2 separate regions of the Homo sapiens genome follow, and region 1 is linked to region 2. Evidence: read pairs that join two places in POLR2A ChIA-PET (ENCODE). Cell type or tissue: CD4-positive, alpha-beta T cell. All regions are shown on one strand. Links, peaks and the distances in the headings refer to the core of each region. The heading gives the core; the rest is flanking DNA.

Region 1 (8,541 bases), core at 3,007-7,006, 550 kb after region 2:
GACACCTCCGACAACAGCAAGAAGCAGATGCTGCGCACCAGGAGCAAAAGGCGGTTCGTCTTCAAGGTCCCAGAGGAAGAGAGACTGCAGCAGAGGCGGTAGGAGCGGGGCCTCACGGGGCCTGCTGGGCCTCGCTCTAGGGAGGGGGCCAAGAGGATTCTCACGTATCCATGAATCTCAAAAGTGTGTCCTTTCCCCAGAGAGATGCTTAGAGACCCAGAATTGAGATCCAAAATGATATCCAACCCAACCAACTTCAACCACGTGGCCCACATGGGCCCAGGCGACGGCATGCAGGTGCTCATGGACCTGCCTCTGGTGCGTGCACGGCCGGGATAGGGCGGGCAGGGCACCCCATCTCCTCCTCCCCGCTCAGGCAGCCATGCTGGCTGAGACTGTCCCAAAGGCAGTGCCTGCGAGGCTGGCGCTGTGCTCTGACCTGGCGCTCCTGTCACACAAGCCCGTCTCCGCTGAAGCTCTGTTCACGAGCACTTACCCTGTCACAAGGCCTTGTGCACAGGCCTCGGGCCGCCCTGGGCAGTGATGCTGCAGGTACTTGTGAGAGTCCACCACGTTTCGGCCTGTGAGGGCTTCCTAAGGACGTTTGCCATGAGGTGGTGATTTCTCAGTAACACCTTCGTACCAACAGATAGCATACTTTCTCTTTTTTACTTAAGAAGTATGTTTTTGGCTGGGCGTGGTGGCTCATGCCTGTAATCCCAGCACTTTGGGAGGCCGAGGCGGGCGGATCACGAGGTCAGGAGATCGAGACCATCCTGGCTAACACGGTGAAACCCTGTCTCTACTAAAAATACAAAAAGAAATTAGCTGGGTGTGGCGGCAGGTGCCTGTAGTCCCAGCTACTGGGGAGGCTGAGGCAGGAGAATGGCATGAACCCGGGAGGCGGAGCTTGCAGTGAGCCGAGATTGCACCACTGCACTCCAGCCTGGGTGACAGAGCAAGACTCCGTCTCAAAAAAAAAAAAAATTATGTATTTTAGGCTGGGTGTGGTGGCTCATGCCTCTTAATTCCAGCACTTTGGGAGGCCACAGTGAGTGGATCACCTGAGGTCAGGAGTTTGAGACCAGCCTGGCCAACATGGAGAAACCCTGTCTCTACTAAACTACAAAAATAAGCTGGGTGTGATGGTGGGCATCTGTAATCCCACCTACTCAGGAGGCTGAGGCAGGAGAATTGCTTGAACCCAGGAGGCAGAGGTTGCAGTGAGCCGAGATCACGTCATTGCACTCCAGCCTGGGGGACAGAGCAAGACTCAGTCTCAAACAAACAAACAAAAAAAGTACGCTTTTTATAGGATTTGACCTGCCCTGAAGTTGCTATTGCCAGTTCTTAGTTCCAGACTGTCCAGAACCCTTGTCCAATCCAGAGAGCCCTCTTGGCCCCCATTTTGCTCATCAAGGTCACGAGGCCACAGCCACCGTAGGTTGCACAAACTTCGCAGCCGGCCCTGCCGGGTGTCAACCAAGCATGCTCACGTGTTGCTATTTCTGCCCAGAGTGCTGTGCCCCCCTCCCAGGAGGAAAGGCCGGGCCCCGCTCCCACCAACCTGGCTCGCCAGCCTCCATCCAGGAACAAGCCCTACATCTCGTGGCCCTCATCAGGTACAGGGGAAGCCTGGCCCCCGCAGCCCTGGGGGAGGTGGGGGGTAGGGGGTGCTGGAATGGGGAGACCCCAGGCATTTGATTCCGTTCTTGACTTTCTCCCTAAGAGGAAAGCTGTCCTTGTTCTGTAGGTGGATCGGAGCCTAGCGTGACTGTGCCTCTGAGAAGTATGTCTGATCCAGACCAGGACTTTGACAAAGAGGTGAGACTTGCCCAGGTCCAGTGCTGAGGCTATGAGCCACCACTGCAGGAGGAAAAGCAGCCCGAAGATCTGGGGCCCTGGGTGGTGTCACAGCCCTTTTGGAGCACCCCACTTGCGGTGTGAGGGTGACGGGGGCAGGGGTCGGGGTGGCTGTCCCCTCCCCCAGGAGGCTCGTGCAGCAATCTCTTGGTCAGACCCCAAGCTCCTTTGGGAACGCTGACTAGGGACAGGGCTGTCACACTGCCCCAGGAGGAATGGAAGCTTTCCCGCCAACCTGCCTCTTTCCTCTGGACTCCCTGTGTTGTTTTATGTACTTCAATGTGATACATCAGCAGTCTCTTTGGTCTGGGCTGACCTTCCACATTGGTTGGTCTGTCTGCCCCTCCCTTGGGATGGCGCTTGGTGTCAGAGTGTGGGGACCACCTCCAGGACAAGCGCCACTGTTGTGCGCAGCTCAGCCACACTGCTCTGGCCTCAGTTTCCCCTGTGCGGAATGGGGATGAGAATGCAGTCGAGGGAGGCGAGGAGCTGCAGTGCTGAGGGCTGAGGAGTGAGCTGAGGGCTTAGCCCCCGGCGCCATCCTTGGAGGGAGGGAGGGAGGGATGCAGGCGGAGGGGCCATGCTCATCTCTCCACCACACATCTCAGCCCCAGCACTGAGATGTTTTAACATCAGCTGCCGAACGGACGGGCAGATGCCTTGCACATGTTGCTGGTTCTGCCAAGGTCAGCGTCTCTTCCTCTGGAAGTCCTTTGTCTTCTCCATCCTTTGTCCATCCTACTGTTCCACCCTTTATTCTGCAGCAGGCCCCCAGCCTGTCTTTGTCTGGTGGGACAGTCACATTTTTGTAGCAAGCACTGCTGTTACTTTACAGAACGCTCCTGAGTTTGAGTTTGTCCGCTGTTTCCTGGTCATGGGATTTGAAGTGTGTCTTAGGCTGTCACATTATACAGAGGACATGGTGTCCCTCTTAGGGTACTGTGTCCTGAGGCAGCCAGTGCCTGTCTCGTCTGCATGACCTTGTTTGTTCTTTTAAATTTAAGTGAAATTCACAAAACAACAATTTTTTTGTTTTTTTTATTTTCATAATAATATAGAGGCAGGGTCTCACTTTGTTGCCCAGGCTGGTCTCCCAACTCCTGGGCTCAAGCTGTCCTCCTACCTTGGCCTCCCAAAGTGCTCAGATTACAGGCGTGAGCCAGCACACCGGGCCCAAAATAACTACTTTAAAGTTACTTTAAACTACTCAGTGACATTTGGTACATCCACAGAGATGCAGTCACCACCTCTTTCTCATTCAGAAACATTTCCACTCTAGCTGGGCACCACGGTTCACGTGTGTAGTACCAGCTACTAGTGAAGCTGAGGTGGAAGGATGGCCTGAGGAGTTCAAGGCCAGCCTGGGCAGTGTAGTGAGATCTTGTCTCTAAAACATAATAAAAAAGACATTTTCATCATTTCAAAATAAACCCCCTGCCCTTTAAGCACTCTCTCCCCGTCCCTCCCTCCCCTCAGCACCTGGGCAGCCAGTAGTTTCCTGTGATTTCCCTGTCTGGACATTTCGTGGAAATGGAATGCCCAGCCTCTCGTATGGCAGTGTGTTTGACCTTTTGTGCCTAGCTCTCACCTGGCATACTGTTTTGTGGCTCACCCCCGTTGTGTAGCATGCATCAGTGCTGGCGTTTCTATTGCTAAATAATATTCTCTTGTATGGCTAGACCACGGTTTGTTTTCCCATTCTTCCCCTGAGGCACATTTGGGCTGTTTCTGTCCTTCAGCTGTTGTGAGTGGTGCTGCTGTGAACACGTGTGTGCACATATGTGTTTGAGTGCCTGTTTTCACATTCGGGTTTATGCCTGTGAGTGGGATTGCTGGATTTATGTGGTAATTCTATGTTTAACTTTTTGAGGAACCACCAAATTGTTTTCTGCAGCAGTTGTACCATTCTATATTCCACCAGCAATGTGAGGGTTCTCATATCTCGACATCCTCACCAATACTTGTTCTTGTTTTTCTTCTTTTTAATAGTCGTCCTGGTGGCTATGAAGTAGTACCTGATTGTGGTTTTGATTTGCATTCTCTAAAGACTTATGTTTAGCATCTTTTCATATGCTTGTTGGCCATTTCCGTACCTTCTTTAGAGAAATGTCTACTCAAGGCCTTTACCCATTTTTGAAATGGGTGGTTTGTCCTTTTGTGGCTGGGTTGTAGGAGCTCCTGGCATGTTCTGAGTACCAGGCTCTTGTGAGAGATGTGATGTGCAGATGTCTTCTCTTGTTCTATGGGTTGTCGTTATTTACATTCCTCATAATTAATGTCTTTTTTTTTTTTTTTTTTTTGAGACAGAGTGCAGTGGCACGATCTTGGCTCACTGCAACCTTTGTTTCCTGGGATCAAGTGATTCTCATGCCTCAGACTCCCAAGTAGCTGGGACTACAGGTGCCCGCCACCATACCTGGCTGATTTTTGTATTTTTAGTAGAGGCGGGGTTTCACCATGTTGGCCAGACTGGTCTCAAACTCCTGACCTCAAGTGATCTGCCCGCCTTGGCCTCCCAAAGTGCTGGGATTACAGGCGTGAGGCACTATACCCGGCCTAGTACAGCCATCTTAACAATATTTTTACTCCACGAACATGAGATGTGTTCCATTTATTTAAGCTATTTTTTCAGCAATGTTTTGTAATTTATAGTGTACACATTTTTCCCTTCTCTGGTTAAACTATTCCTAGCTATTCTTTTGGATGCTGTTGTAAATTGAATTTTTTTTTTCAGTTTCCTTTTCAGTGTGTTCATTTCTGGTGTATAGAAACACAACTGACTTGTGTGTGTTGATCTTATACCCTATAACTTTGCTGAGCTTATTAGTTTTTTGTGGATTCTTTTCTTTGGGATTTTCTACGTGTATAATCATGTCATCTGCAAAGAGAGATAGCTTTACTTCCTTCCTAACTTGGAATCCTTTTCATTTCTGTTTCTTCCCTGATCGCTCTGCCTAGAACCTCTAGCCCCATGTTGAATAGCAGTGGTGAAAGCAGGCATCCTTGCCTTGTTGCTGATCTTTTTTCTTTTTTTCTTTTTTTTTTTTTTTTGAGACAGAGTCTCACTCTACATGTAGCCCAGGCTGGAATGCAGTGATGCGATCTCGGCTCACTGCAAGCTCCGCCTCCTGGGTTCACGCCATTCTCCTGCCTCAGCCTCCCGAGTAGCTGGGACTACAGGTGCCCACCACCATGCCAGGCTAATTTTTTTTTGTATTTTTAGCAGAGACAGGGTTTCACTGTGTTAGGATGGTCTCAATCTCCTGACCTCATGATCTGCCCACCTTGGCCTCCCAAAGTGCTGGGATTACAGGTGTGAGCCACCGCACCCGGCCCGTGGCTGATCTTAGGGGAAAATTTTGTCTCTCACCATTGGGTATGGTTAGCTGTTTTATTTTGTTGAGGAGGTTCCCCTCTATTCCTAGTGCTTTTCTCAGGAAAGAGTGTCGCGTTTGTGACTTTGACTGCTTGGTTGCAGGTGCGCACCACTGTGCCCGGCTGATTTTTGTTTTTTTTGTTTTGTTTTGTTTTGTGACGGAGTCTCGCTCTGTCGCCCAGGCTGGAGTGCAGTGGTGCAGTCTCGGCTCACTGCAAGCTCCGCCTCCCGGGTTCACGCCATTCTCCTGCCTCAGCCTCCCCAGCAGTTGGGACTACAGGTGCATGCTGCCACGCCCGGCTAATTTTTTGTATTTTTAGTAGAGACGGGGTTTCACCATGTTAGCCAGGATGGTCCCAATCTCCTGACTTTGTGATCCGCCTGCCTTGGCCTCCCAAAGTGCTGGGATTACAGGCGTAAGCCACCACGCCCGGCCTGATTTTTGTGTTTTCAGTAGAGATGGGGTGTTACCACATTGGCCAGGCTGGTCTCAAACTCCTGACCTCAAGTGTGATCCACCCACCTTGGCCTCCCAAAGTGCTGGGATTACAGGCAGGAGCCACTGCGTCCGGCCCCATCTGATTTCTTCACTACAGAGTTGCTGTCTTTTGTAATGATAATTACCATGTTATTTTTGAGTGGGATTAGACATCAATTTGTGACTCTCACCAGCACGCCTAAGGGCCCCACGAATCGCTGGTGTAGAGCGTGTGTGTTTTCATAACATGAAGGGAGAAGAGCAGTTGCGACAGTTGTCCCTGAGCAAACATTTGCATCCAGCTGGGCACGCGTGCCTCCCCAGGCTAGGGCAGCGGGTGCTCACCCTGCCCTCTTCCTGTTCACAGCCTGATTCGGACTCCACCAAACACTCAACTCCATCGAATAGCTCCAACCCCAGCGGCCCACCGAGCCCCAACTCCCCCCACAGGAGCCAGCTCCCCCTCGAAGGCCTGGAGCAGCCGGCCTGTGACACCTGAAGCCGCCAGCTCGCCACAGGGGCCAGGGAGCTGGAGATGGCCTCCAGCGTCAGTGCCAAGACTGAGCGGGCCCTCCAGTGTTGTCCAAGGAAATGTAGAATCACTTTGTAGATATGGAGATGAAGAAGACAAATCTTTATTATAATATTGATCAGTTTTATGCCGCATTGTTCGTGGCAGTAGACCACATCTGTTCGTCTGCACAGCTGTGAGGCGATGCTGTTCCATCTGCACATGAAGGACCCCCATACAGCCTGTCTCCCACCCCTGACAACCCGAGAGGGCATATGGGGCCCTGCCAACACCACTTCCTCAGCAGAAACCCGTCATGACGCGGCTGCTTCGGAAGCAGACATCTGGGGACACAGCCTCAGTACCCAGTCTTTTCCCTAGTTCCTGAAACTTTCCTAGGACCTTAAGAGAATAGTAGGAGGTCCTATAGCATTCCCAGTGTCACTAGAATTTTGAAGACAGGAAAGTGGAGGTTAGTCTGTGGCCTTTTTTTCATTTAGCCATTGCACAGTCAGCTGCAGAAGTCCTGCTGACCACCTAGTCATGGACAAAGGCCCAGGACCAGTGACACCCTGCGTCCCTGTGTGCATTAAGTTCATTCTGGGTCGCAGCCATGAAGTGTCACCAGTATCTACTACTGTGAAGTCAGCTGTGCTGTTTTCCATTCGCTTCCACGGCTTCTGCCTCCTGCCATAAAACCAGCGAGTGTCGTGGTGCAGGCAGGCCCTGTGGCCTGCTGGGCTGAGGGAAGTCAGAGCCCCAGGGCGCCACGAAGCAGCCACTGGGATACCCCACCCCGCCCCGCCCTGCCCGCCCCCCCCCCCACCAGTCCTGCCCCCGCATGGAGCCCCCGTGATTAGTAGCCCGTATGATCACGTAGACCCACCCAACACACTCCTGCACACTGGCCCCGGCCCACGGCACAGCAATCCCCTGCGCGTGGATTTCACCTCACCCTTTGTACCAGATGTTGAGTGACCAGCTCTGTGGCCCTGTGTCGTCAGAGGCTTGTGATTAACTGTGGCGGCAGACACAGCTTGTCCACAGCTTGGGCCAGGCTTCCCCTGTCCTCCCACCGGTCGGCTGCTTGGCAAGGCTGTTCAGGACGTGCACTTCCCCAAGTCGGCACTGAGTGGCCCAGCACCGCCTAGCCCTGCCACCCCACTGCCCTCCTGGGCCTTCTGCTGGATGGGCACCTGGGGGGTTCTGGTTTTTACTTTTTTAATGTAAGTCTCAGTCTTTGTAATTAATTATTGAATTGTGAGAACATTTTTGAACAATTTACCTGTCAATAAAGCAGAAGACGGCAGTTTTAAAGTTCCCAGTGGTCCGTTTGGATGTGGTAACATGTCACCCGTGTGTCTGGGCCCCAGAAGTGCCTGAGCTCCAAAAGGCAGTGAAGGAGCCACCTTGCAGAAGATGCTATTCGCCAGCAGAAGCTATTCTGGGTAACTCACTCGGAGGTCACCCAAAAGGCTGCTGTTGGGGTGTTCAGCCTGAACAGAGGGCATCCTTGGGGCAGGAGTGAAGGGAGGAGGGCAGCGTGCCTGTGAGCCCCAGCCAGGCAGTGCCAGGGCCCCAGGAGCAGGCTGCCCGCGAGGGTCTGCCTGTCCACACCCATACACGCCAACCCTGCCAGCAGCCCCAAGGGACAGGATGGGGTAGGCCAGAGGCCCCAGGAAGAGGCAGGAGTTCTCGGGGAGGTCTGGGCCAGGGTGAGTGGTCCCTGGTTGAGGGAATGCTCGGAGTCAGTTTCCTGAGTTATGCAGGGAGTTGGCTTCTATTTGCCACTCACTGAGACCTAGTTGTCCTTGGTAGGACAAGGGCAGTGATGGCCCCTGCAGAAGAGTGCGGACCTGGGAGAAGACTGCAAGCCAGGGCAGGCAGCCCAGCACCCAGCGGGGGCACTTGGGACCTTGAGCTCTGTGCCAGGCAGCATGGCCTGGGCTGCTGCTGCAGCAGGCGGCTCCCCTGGAAGCCCAGAGCATCTCTCCTTCCACAGTCCACACCAGAGGCAGGTCCCTGCCAGCACAGTCCATCTGTGACGGGTGAGCAGTGGGTGGCAGGTGGTGTCTGGTCAGCTCAGGCTTGCTCTCCAGTTTGCACCTGACACTAAAGAAAATTGTGGCTAAAAAGTGCGTGTGGGAGTATCGGCCACTTCTTTTAAAAATGCGAGATGGTAGCTGTTGGAGCACACACGTGAACTGTGGCGGTCACTCAACGGGACACTGCACAGCACTGAGAGTGACTCATTCCAACCACAACACAGCCGCACCTCGAAGCACGGGGCCCTGATCTGGGTTACAGCACGTG
Region 2 (8,541 bases), core at 1,886-5,885:
TCTATGTGACTTGATGCAGGGTAAAGTGGATAAAATAATAAGCCACTTCACAATTTTGAAACTTTACAGTAATATCCAATATCTAAAATTTATTTGAAAGATTCTGGGCCTGGTGCAGTGGCTCATGCCTGTAATCACAGCACTTTGGGAGGCCAAGGCAGGTGGATCACTTGAAGTCAGGAATTTGAGACCAGCCTGGCCTAGTGAAACCCCATTTCTATTAAAAATACAAAAATCAGCCAGGTGTGGTGGTGTGTGCCTGTAATCCCAGCTACTGGGAGGCTGAGGCAGAAGAACTGCATGAACCCGGGAGATGGAGGTTGCAGTGACCCGAGATCGTGCCATTGCACTCTAGCCTGGGTAAAAGAGCGAGACTCCATCGCAGAAAAAAAAAGAAAAAAAGAAAAAAAAAAAAGAAAAGATTCTGTTTGCATTACTGTAACACCAGCACGTCACTTCTCTGGGGTCTTTAAATGAAGTAGTCTAAACAGTGTCGTCCGGGTATCTAAAGCATATGAAATCGTAGGAGCAGAGTGTCTCTGCTATGTAGGTGGTTTAGCAACATTATTAACTTGAAAGATTAGGTTTAGTCAGTGCAAACTAAGAAAATTCTGCATAACCTTGTCTGAACAGTCTATAATTAATAATGAAAGCTAACATTTGTTTGAGCACTCACTACGTGTCAGTGCTATGTGGTTTAAGACTCACTGCAAACCTATACCATCATGATAGAATCATACAATTGAAGGTGTAATCAAACCTTCTCATGCCTAGTTTACACCAACCATTAGTCACGCCTGGAATCTGGCCATTTTTCGAGAATAACATCAGAAGGCAGAATAATTACAGCAGAAAGTGGGCTGGCCTTCAGCACGACCAGTTTAAAACTAGTCTCAGAAAACGAATCACAGGTGTTTGTGCCAAAGTAACAACTGGCCCTAACCTATGCTCCCTGTGTCATTAACTTTATTGTTCCCACAGGAAAGCTGATAAAACAAAGATTGGCCTAGTAAGAACCAATTAATAAAACTAATTTTCAAAAGAAAAAATAATTAAAATTAATTATATTGCCTATGACGAGAAAAAGCCTTGCATTTAGTAAGCCTTTAAAATATCCTGTTTACAGTAGGATTTTGAAGGTAGTAAGGGCTTAAGATATGTGGAGTCTCTGGTTTAAACCTTCACACAGTTTTTAAAAAATCAGCCATCATTATTCTCATGTTGAAATTCCGTATGAACACTCATATAAAGAAGAAAACATTTAAGGCTAAATGTCGAAAATATTTAAGGCTAAAATTGGAACTTAACATGTTTGTTTCAGAAGTTAACATAGGTCCAGGCATCCTACAGCTCACTCATATTTTAAATTAGTGAAGAAATAAGATATATGGGTGGGTGAAGAGAGGGAAAAGGAACAATTTGCCGAAGAAGTCATCTGTGCAGGGAAAGCTAATTGTATCTCACTGAAGACTCAAGCATCAATTTTAAGGGAAAGCTGTCACATTTAGTGCCTTAACTAAAGAAGTTAAACCCAATAATTTTCCAGTCTTTTAATTCATTTATAAGATAGGAAAGGAAAGTCCAAATATTATTAAAACAATGGGCCCTGTCTTTTAAGGTTTGGCGGTGAGACTCTCTTTGACTAAAGAGAAAGACGACACCTTCAGAAGCAAAGTATTTCAATGACTGATGCTAAGAGAAGCAACGAGACAGGTCAGGATATGAAAGAGTTGGCCCCAACAAGGCAGGTGTCTCCAGGGGGAATGCAGAAAGGAAATATTGCCAAAGAAATTAAAGAAGTCTTAAATATTATTTCCAAAGAGTGAAACGAAAAATTTTAGGAAAAGAGAATCAGAAGACACAGGCATATATGCATGTGCCTGGTGTATGATACGTGTAGCACAGGATGGAAGCAGAGAGCAGATCTTAGTCTTAACACCCTTGAGGAGACTGACTCTGCACCTCAGACAGTCACATATCCTAAAGTTCAGAAGGAGCTGGGTAGTGCATTTTCAGAATTTAGAAGTAGTAAAGGTAATGAAACAACTTTTTTTTTTTTTAGATGAGTCTTGCTCTGTTGTCCAGGCTGGACTGCAGTGGCGCGATCTCAGCTCACTGCAAACTCTGCCTCCTGGGTTCAAGTAATTCTCCTGCCTCAGTCTCCCTGGTAGCTGGGACTACAGGCGCGTGCCACCACACATGGTTAATTTTCGTATTTTTAGTAGAGACGGGGTTTCACCATGTTGGCCAGGCTGGTCACGAACTCCTGACCTCAAGTGATCCACCTGCCTTGGCCTCCCAGAGTGCTGGGATTACAGGTGTGAGCCACTGTGCCTGACCATGAAACATTTCTGTAGTCCTGTAGACTACAATCTGTAACACCAGAAACTTCTAATTAAGTCTTCTATTGATATTTTCTATTAAGTCACTTTTGAACTAGAAGAAATTTGAAAGTTAAGAACTGAACTATAATACAAATCTACCAGAGAGTAGACTACTATTAAGAAATACCTGGCTGGGTACGGTGGCTCACGCCTGTAATCCCAGCACTTTGGGAGGCCGAGGTGGGTGGATCACAAGGTCAGGAGATCGAGACCATCCTGGCTAACATGGTGAAACCCCGTCTCTACTAAAAATACAAAAAATTACCTGGGAGTGGTGGCAGGCGCCTGTAGTCCCAGCTACTCGGGAGGCTGAGGCAGGAGAATGGCGTGAACCCGGGAGGCGGAGCTTGCAGTGAGCCGAGATCAGGCCACTGCACTCCAGCCTGGGTGACAGAGTGAGACTCTGTCTCAAAAAAAAAAAAAAAAAAAAAAAAAAAGAAATACCTATATCAATCATTATCTGTAAACTATCTACCCCAGCTGCTATACTCAAGTTCTTAGTAGTTTTTAATCATAAGAAAAGACAATGTTGAAACACACACACACACACACACGAGTCATAAAAGAGAACAAGAGAATGTAAATATTGCTAAAAATTCAACGAATAATAACCATAATCTTACAGAACAAATGTTACTCCTCATATCAACTCAATCCTAAGTGGCCTATGGAACAGGGAAGTGATAAGCAGTTTGGAACTAAGGATGAAGGAGGAGAGAATTTTTGATTAGGCTGTCACAAAATGTAGTGATCAAACATTTTGTTTGACTAATGAGATCAAACATAGGTTAGGATTAAGAAACAGAACCTCACACCGTAACTGCAGAAAGTAAATGTCAGAACAATTCTGATGCAAACAATGTTCAAGTTAAAAGAATGATGTACACTTACTGCTCTTCCAAAAACAAAGAAGGAAAATCCATGCCAGCCTGGGAAATTTGTTCTGAACAGAATATAGCATATTTAGCTATTCTCTACCAATCTAACTTCTCTTTTCTCTCCACCCAGACTAACCCCACCTCAGAGTCTCTACACCTATCCAATCCCATTTTACTGACTCTACTTATTTTATTTCAAAACCCCAAGAAAATCATGTGCATGATAGGATGCTCTCCTTATTGACATGTAACATCATTGTCTTTTTAAAGTCACGCTCATCCTATGTATGCTTGCTATGTAGCCAAATTAAAAGCATTCAGAAGGCTGGACTTTCCACTTCTCTTGGCTTCTCCAGTGTTTCTATTTAGACTCAGCCATCTGGACCCTTTGGTAAACTGCGGACCTTTAATGCTACCTGGTGCTGTACATTCTCCTGAGGTATGACTCTCTGCCTCACGTCCTTATCTTCCCCCACTTTCGGCTTTTGTTCAAGTTATTAATGAGCACAAGACAATCTCCATTTCCTTATTCACTGTTCTACAACATAACCACAGCTTACTATCTACTTCCTCTAGGAAACCCCCTGGGTTTAACTCAAGCCTTTTAATCATCATACACAGCCAGGCAGGAGGATGATGCTCTGGACAACAAAAAGAATTTAGAATTCTAGTATCTTGCTAAAAATTAGTATACAAATTTAACTTACCTTCAGAGAATACTTACAGTTTTAATTTGAAAATGATTATAAGAACAAAGCAGTAAATAACATGCTTCCATTTCTCTTGGGAAAAACAACTTTTCTTACAAACAGGTAGAATCTCCTACCTGTTTTCTTTGCCATTCTGAATCACTGAGTGTCTATCAGCTGTAGTTCTCTCACTGCAAACATAAGTATTTCGTCGTGTCATTCCACCAGATGCTGTGTTACTCTATAAAAAAGGGCATTTTTGTCTTAAATTTATTTGGTAAATACAGTACAATGAGAAAAAATGAACTTATCTACATAAATAGGAATGTCAGTCTTTTATTTACTTGTTTTTTGAGGCAAGGTCTTACTCTGTCACCCAGGCTGGAGTGCAGTGGAGCAATCTTGGCTCTGCCTCCCAGGATCAAGCAATCCTCCCACCACAGCCTCCCAAGTAGCTGGGAATACAGGCATGTGCCACCACATTTGGCTAATTTTTTTTTTCTTTTTTGAGATGCAGTGTTGCTCTGTCGCCATGCTGGAATGCAGCGGTGCGATCTCGGCTCACTGCAACCTCCCCCTCCTGGGTTCAAGCGATTCTCCTGCCTCAGCCTCCTGAGGTGCCCGGCCTGACAACCTAATTTTAAAATCGGCACCTTCAATAGATATTTCTTTAAAAAAGCTATACAACGGCTGGGCGCGGTAGCTCACACCTGTAATCCCAATACTTTGGGAGGCAGAGGTGGGCGGATCTCCTGAGGTGAGGAGTTCGAGACCAGCCTGACCAACATGGAGAAAACCCGTCTCTGCTAAAAATACAAAATTAGCTGGCTGTGGTGGTGCATGCCTGTAATCCCAGCTACTCAGGAGGCCAGGAGGCTGAGGTAGGAGAATCACTTAAACCTGGGAGGTAGAGGTTGCGGTGAGCTGAGATCGCACCATTGCACTCCAGCCTGTGTAACAAGAGCAAAACTCAGTCTCAAAAAAAAAAAAAAAAAAAAAGCTATACGTATGGCCAAGAAACACATGAAAAGATGCCCAATATCATTGGTCATTAAAGAAATGCAAATCAAAAGCATGAGGTACTACTTCATACCTGCTAGGAAAGCTTTAAATAATAAAATAATTATTAATTGTTAGAAAGAATGTGAAGAAAACAGGGACTCTCACTATTGCTGGATAAAATGGTACAGTTGTGAGGAAAACAGTTTGGCAGTTTCTCAAAAAATTAAACATGGAGTTACCATATTACTCAACAATTTTATTCCTAAATATATACCCAGGAAAAATGAAAACACAGCCAGGTGCAGAGGCTAACACCTATAATCCCAGCACTTTGGGAGGCTGAGGCAGGATGTCTGCTTGAGCCTAGGAGTTTGAGACCAGCCTGGCTGGGCTACATAGGGAGACCTCATCTCTACCACAACAAACAAACAGAAAAAATAAGCCAGGCATGGTGATGCATGCCTGTGGTATCAGCTATTTGGGAGGCTGAGGTGGGAGGATCACTTGGGTCTGGGAGGTCGAAGTTGCAATGAGCCGTGTTTGCACCATTGTACTTTAGCCTAGGTGACAGAGTGAGACCGTCTCCTCCCCAAGAAAGAAGGAAAGAAATTAAAACATTTAAGTCCACATAGAAATTTGTACACAATTGTTTATAGTAGCATTATTCATTTTAACCAATACATGGAAATAATATAAATGTCCATCAACAGATGAACAGTTAAATTGTAGTATATATACAGAATGGAATATTACCCCCAAAAGAAACAAAGTACTAATACATGCTGCAGGCTGGGCACAGTGGCTCACGCCTGTAATCCCAGCGCTTTGGGAGGCCGAGGCGGGTGGATCACCTGAGGTCGGGAGTTCGAGACCAGACTGACCAACATGGAGAAACCCCGTCTCTACTAAAAATACAAAATTATCCAGGCATGGTGGCGCACGCCTGTAATCCCAGCTACTCAGGAGGCTGAGGCAGGAGAATCGCTTGAACCCGGGAGGTGGAGTTTGCAGTGAGCCAAGATCGTGCCATTGCACTCTGGGCAACAGGAGCGAAATGCCATCTCAAAAAAAAAAAAAGGGAAAAGAAAATACATGCTACAAATTGGATGAACCATGAAAACATTATGCTGAGTCAAAGAAAGAAGTAGACACAAAAGGATACATGTGAAATGGTTCCATTTATATAAAATATTCAGAACAGGCAAATCCAGAGACAGAACACAGACTGGTGGTTGCCAGGGAATGAGGGGGAAGGGAGGGGGGCAGAGGGGAGAGGAGGAATGGAAAGTGATTACTTAAGGGATACAGGTGTTCTTTTTTTTTTTTTTTTTGAGATGGAGCCTCGCTTTTTCGCCCAGGCTGGAGTGCAGTGGCACCATCTCGGCTCACTGCAACTTCTGCGTCCTGGGTTCAATCGATTCTCCTGCCTTAGCCTCCCGAGTAGCTGGGATTACAGGTGCCCGCCACCATGCCTGGCTAATTTTTGTATTTTTAGTAGAGATGGGGTTTCACCATGATGGCCAGGCTGGTCTTGAACGCCTGACCTTGTGATCTGCCCACTTCAGCCTCCCAAAGTGCTGGGATTACAGGCGTGAGCCACTGCGCCCGGCCACTTTTTTTTTTTTTAAGGACAGGGTCTTGCTCTGTTGCCCAGGCTGGAATATGGTGATGTGACCATGACTCACTGCAGCCTCAACCTCTTGGGCTGAAATGATCTTCCCACCTGAGCCTCTCAAGCTCTCAAGTAGCTGGTACTACAGGTGTGCATCATCACGCTCAGCTATTTTCTTTTTAATTTTTTTTGTAGAGATGAGGTCTCACTCTGGTGCCCAGGCTGATCTCAGACTCTTGGGCTCAAGTGATCCTCCCACCTCAGCCTCCCAAAGCGCTGAGATTATAGGGGTTAGCCACTGTGCCCAGCCTAAACAGATGCTCCTTCTGGGGAGCTGAAAAAGTTCTGAAACTAAAGACAGGTGTTGGCTGCACAATACTGTGAGTGTACCAAATGCCACCGCATTGCCCACTTTAAAATGGTTAATCATTGTCATGTGGATTCACATGAATTTAACTTCCAAAACAAAAAACTAAAAAGCAAGGAACAAGTCACAGCTATGGACTTTTTTTTTTATTTTTTGAGATGGAGTCTCGCTCTGTTACCCAGGCTGGAGTGCAATGACACAATCTCAGCTCACTGCAACCTCCATCTTCTCGGTTAAAGCAATTCTCCTGCCTCAGCCTCCCGAATAGCTAGGATTACAGGAGCACGCCACTATACCCGGCTAATTTTTGTATTTTTAGTAGAGATGGGATTTCACCATGTTGGCCAGGCTGTTCTTGAACTCCTGACCTCAAGTGATCCGCCCACTTTGGCCTCCCACAGTGCAGGGATTACGGGTGTGAGCCACCGTGCCTGGCCATAGCTATGGAATTTTATCAGATAATTTTTAAACAAAGATAGAGCAGTCACTTTTACTACAGCTTGAGCAGACCATCTACAGAGAAATCCCAAAGACTCATGGGAGAAAATAATAATGTTGCTAACTACCTTTTTTCCTTTGTAAGTAATTTAGTATGGGTGGACTGAAAATACTCATGATTCACTTTCAGAAGGGCAGCGTGTGTAGACAAGAGCAAAGGGGAAGAGAAGTCATGAAGGCAGGGAATAATGCCCTCATCTTCTCTGGTAACTGTCAACAAACGTTGGAGACGGAATTTTAACTGCAGGAGTATGGAAACAATAATCCTACTGTATGGCATTTGGAGGCCAAAATAAACTTTTCACACAGGGTTTACTTCGACTAAGCATAAGGTCAGAGGATGAAACATGCAAAGCCCCTTGGGGTCCTTCATGCACCCAGTCCCCAGAATGGAACAATGAAGGGCTTTCAGAGAGCAACAGGGTTTCTCCACAGCCTCCTCAGTCCAGGGTTTTTCTGGAGTTGGAGGCAGGGCTGCATCATTGTTAATTTTGTAGGGAAAAACGTGCTTACAGAATAATCTTAAGATTGTTTACTTCTCTGCAAATTCTTTAATATGTTAGGTTAGATAGAACATACTTCAATACACAGAAAAAAGTTTCTGAAGCTGAATGGATTCAATTTAATTTAGTAAATATTATCTACTTACTGGGGAGATTTTGTTACAGATAGGGATTAAGAGCTGGATTCAGGTTGGCAGTGTAATTTTAGGCAATTACCCAACTTTTTTTTCACCTTAAAATGTAGCTAATCCATGAAAAAGCACTGAGCATGGTCCTTGGCACATGGTAAGAACTCAGCCAACACTCTTCATCATTAGAGCTCTTTGAAGACTCAGTGTGAACACCACATCTTTGGGGCACTGGCAGTCAGACCTCCCCGTGTGTGCACGTAGGCTTCCATCTGCACTGTCACTGTTTTCATTCACTTCCTGTTAGACTGTGAGGTCTTTCCATGTCTCAGCACCTGACAACCTAAGGCTCAGCAGGTGTCCGAAATAACTGGAACCAGGCCTTGAAATAAAGGACCTATCACCATCTAGTGTCTATGGTGGGTGTGCTATGCTCTGAATGTGTCCCCTCCAAAACTCATGTTTAAGCTTTATCTCCCA

Evidence for each region. ChIA-PET counts read pairs that join two places held together with the same protein. Peaks named below come from ENCODE experiments on the same cell type or tissue, not always from the same donor. Only the 100,000 strongest peaks of a DNase experiment are listed, where the experiment ranks them.
Region 1: POLR2A ChIA-PET joins it to region 2 with 6 read pairs; 3 of 35 experiments call an interaction of 5 or more read pairs at or near these places.

The regions. Positions count from the first base shown.
Region 1 is chr14:102,931,387-102,939,927 of GRCh38, reverse strand. It overlaps CDC42BPB (CDC42 binding protein kinase beta), which reads left to right. Exons shown (of 37, transcript NM_006035.4): 33 at 1-98; 34 at 201-318; 35 at 1,517-1,622; 36 at 1,754-1,824; 37 at 6,085-7,548. The coding sequence ends at 6,216. Among named protein-coding and RNA genes, the nearest start is that of AMN, 13 kb to the right of the region's middle. In CD4-positive, alpha-beta T cell, for the core only: no CTCF peak of the experiment used is centred there; no DNase peak of the experiment used is centred there.
Region 2 is chr14:103,476,038-103,484,578 of GRCh38, reverse strand. MARK3 (microtubule affinity regulating kinase 3) reads right to left here. Exons shown (of 18, transcript NM_001128918.3): 14 at 4,089-4,192. Among named protein-coding and RNA genes, the nearest start is that of CKB, 43 kb to the left of the region's middle. In CD4-positive, alpha-beta T cell, for the core only: no CTCF peak of the experiment used is centred there; a DNase peak (open chromatin) is centred at 3,798.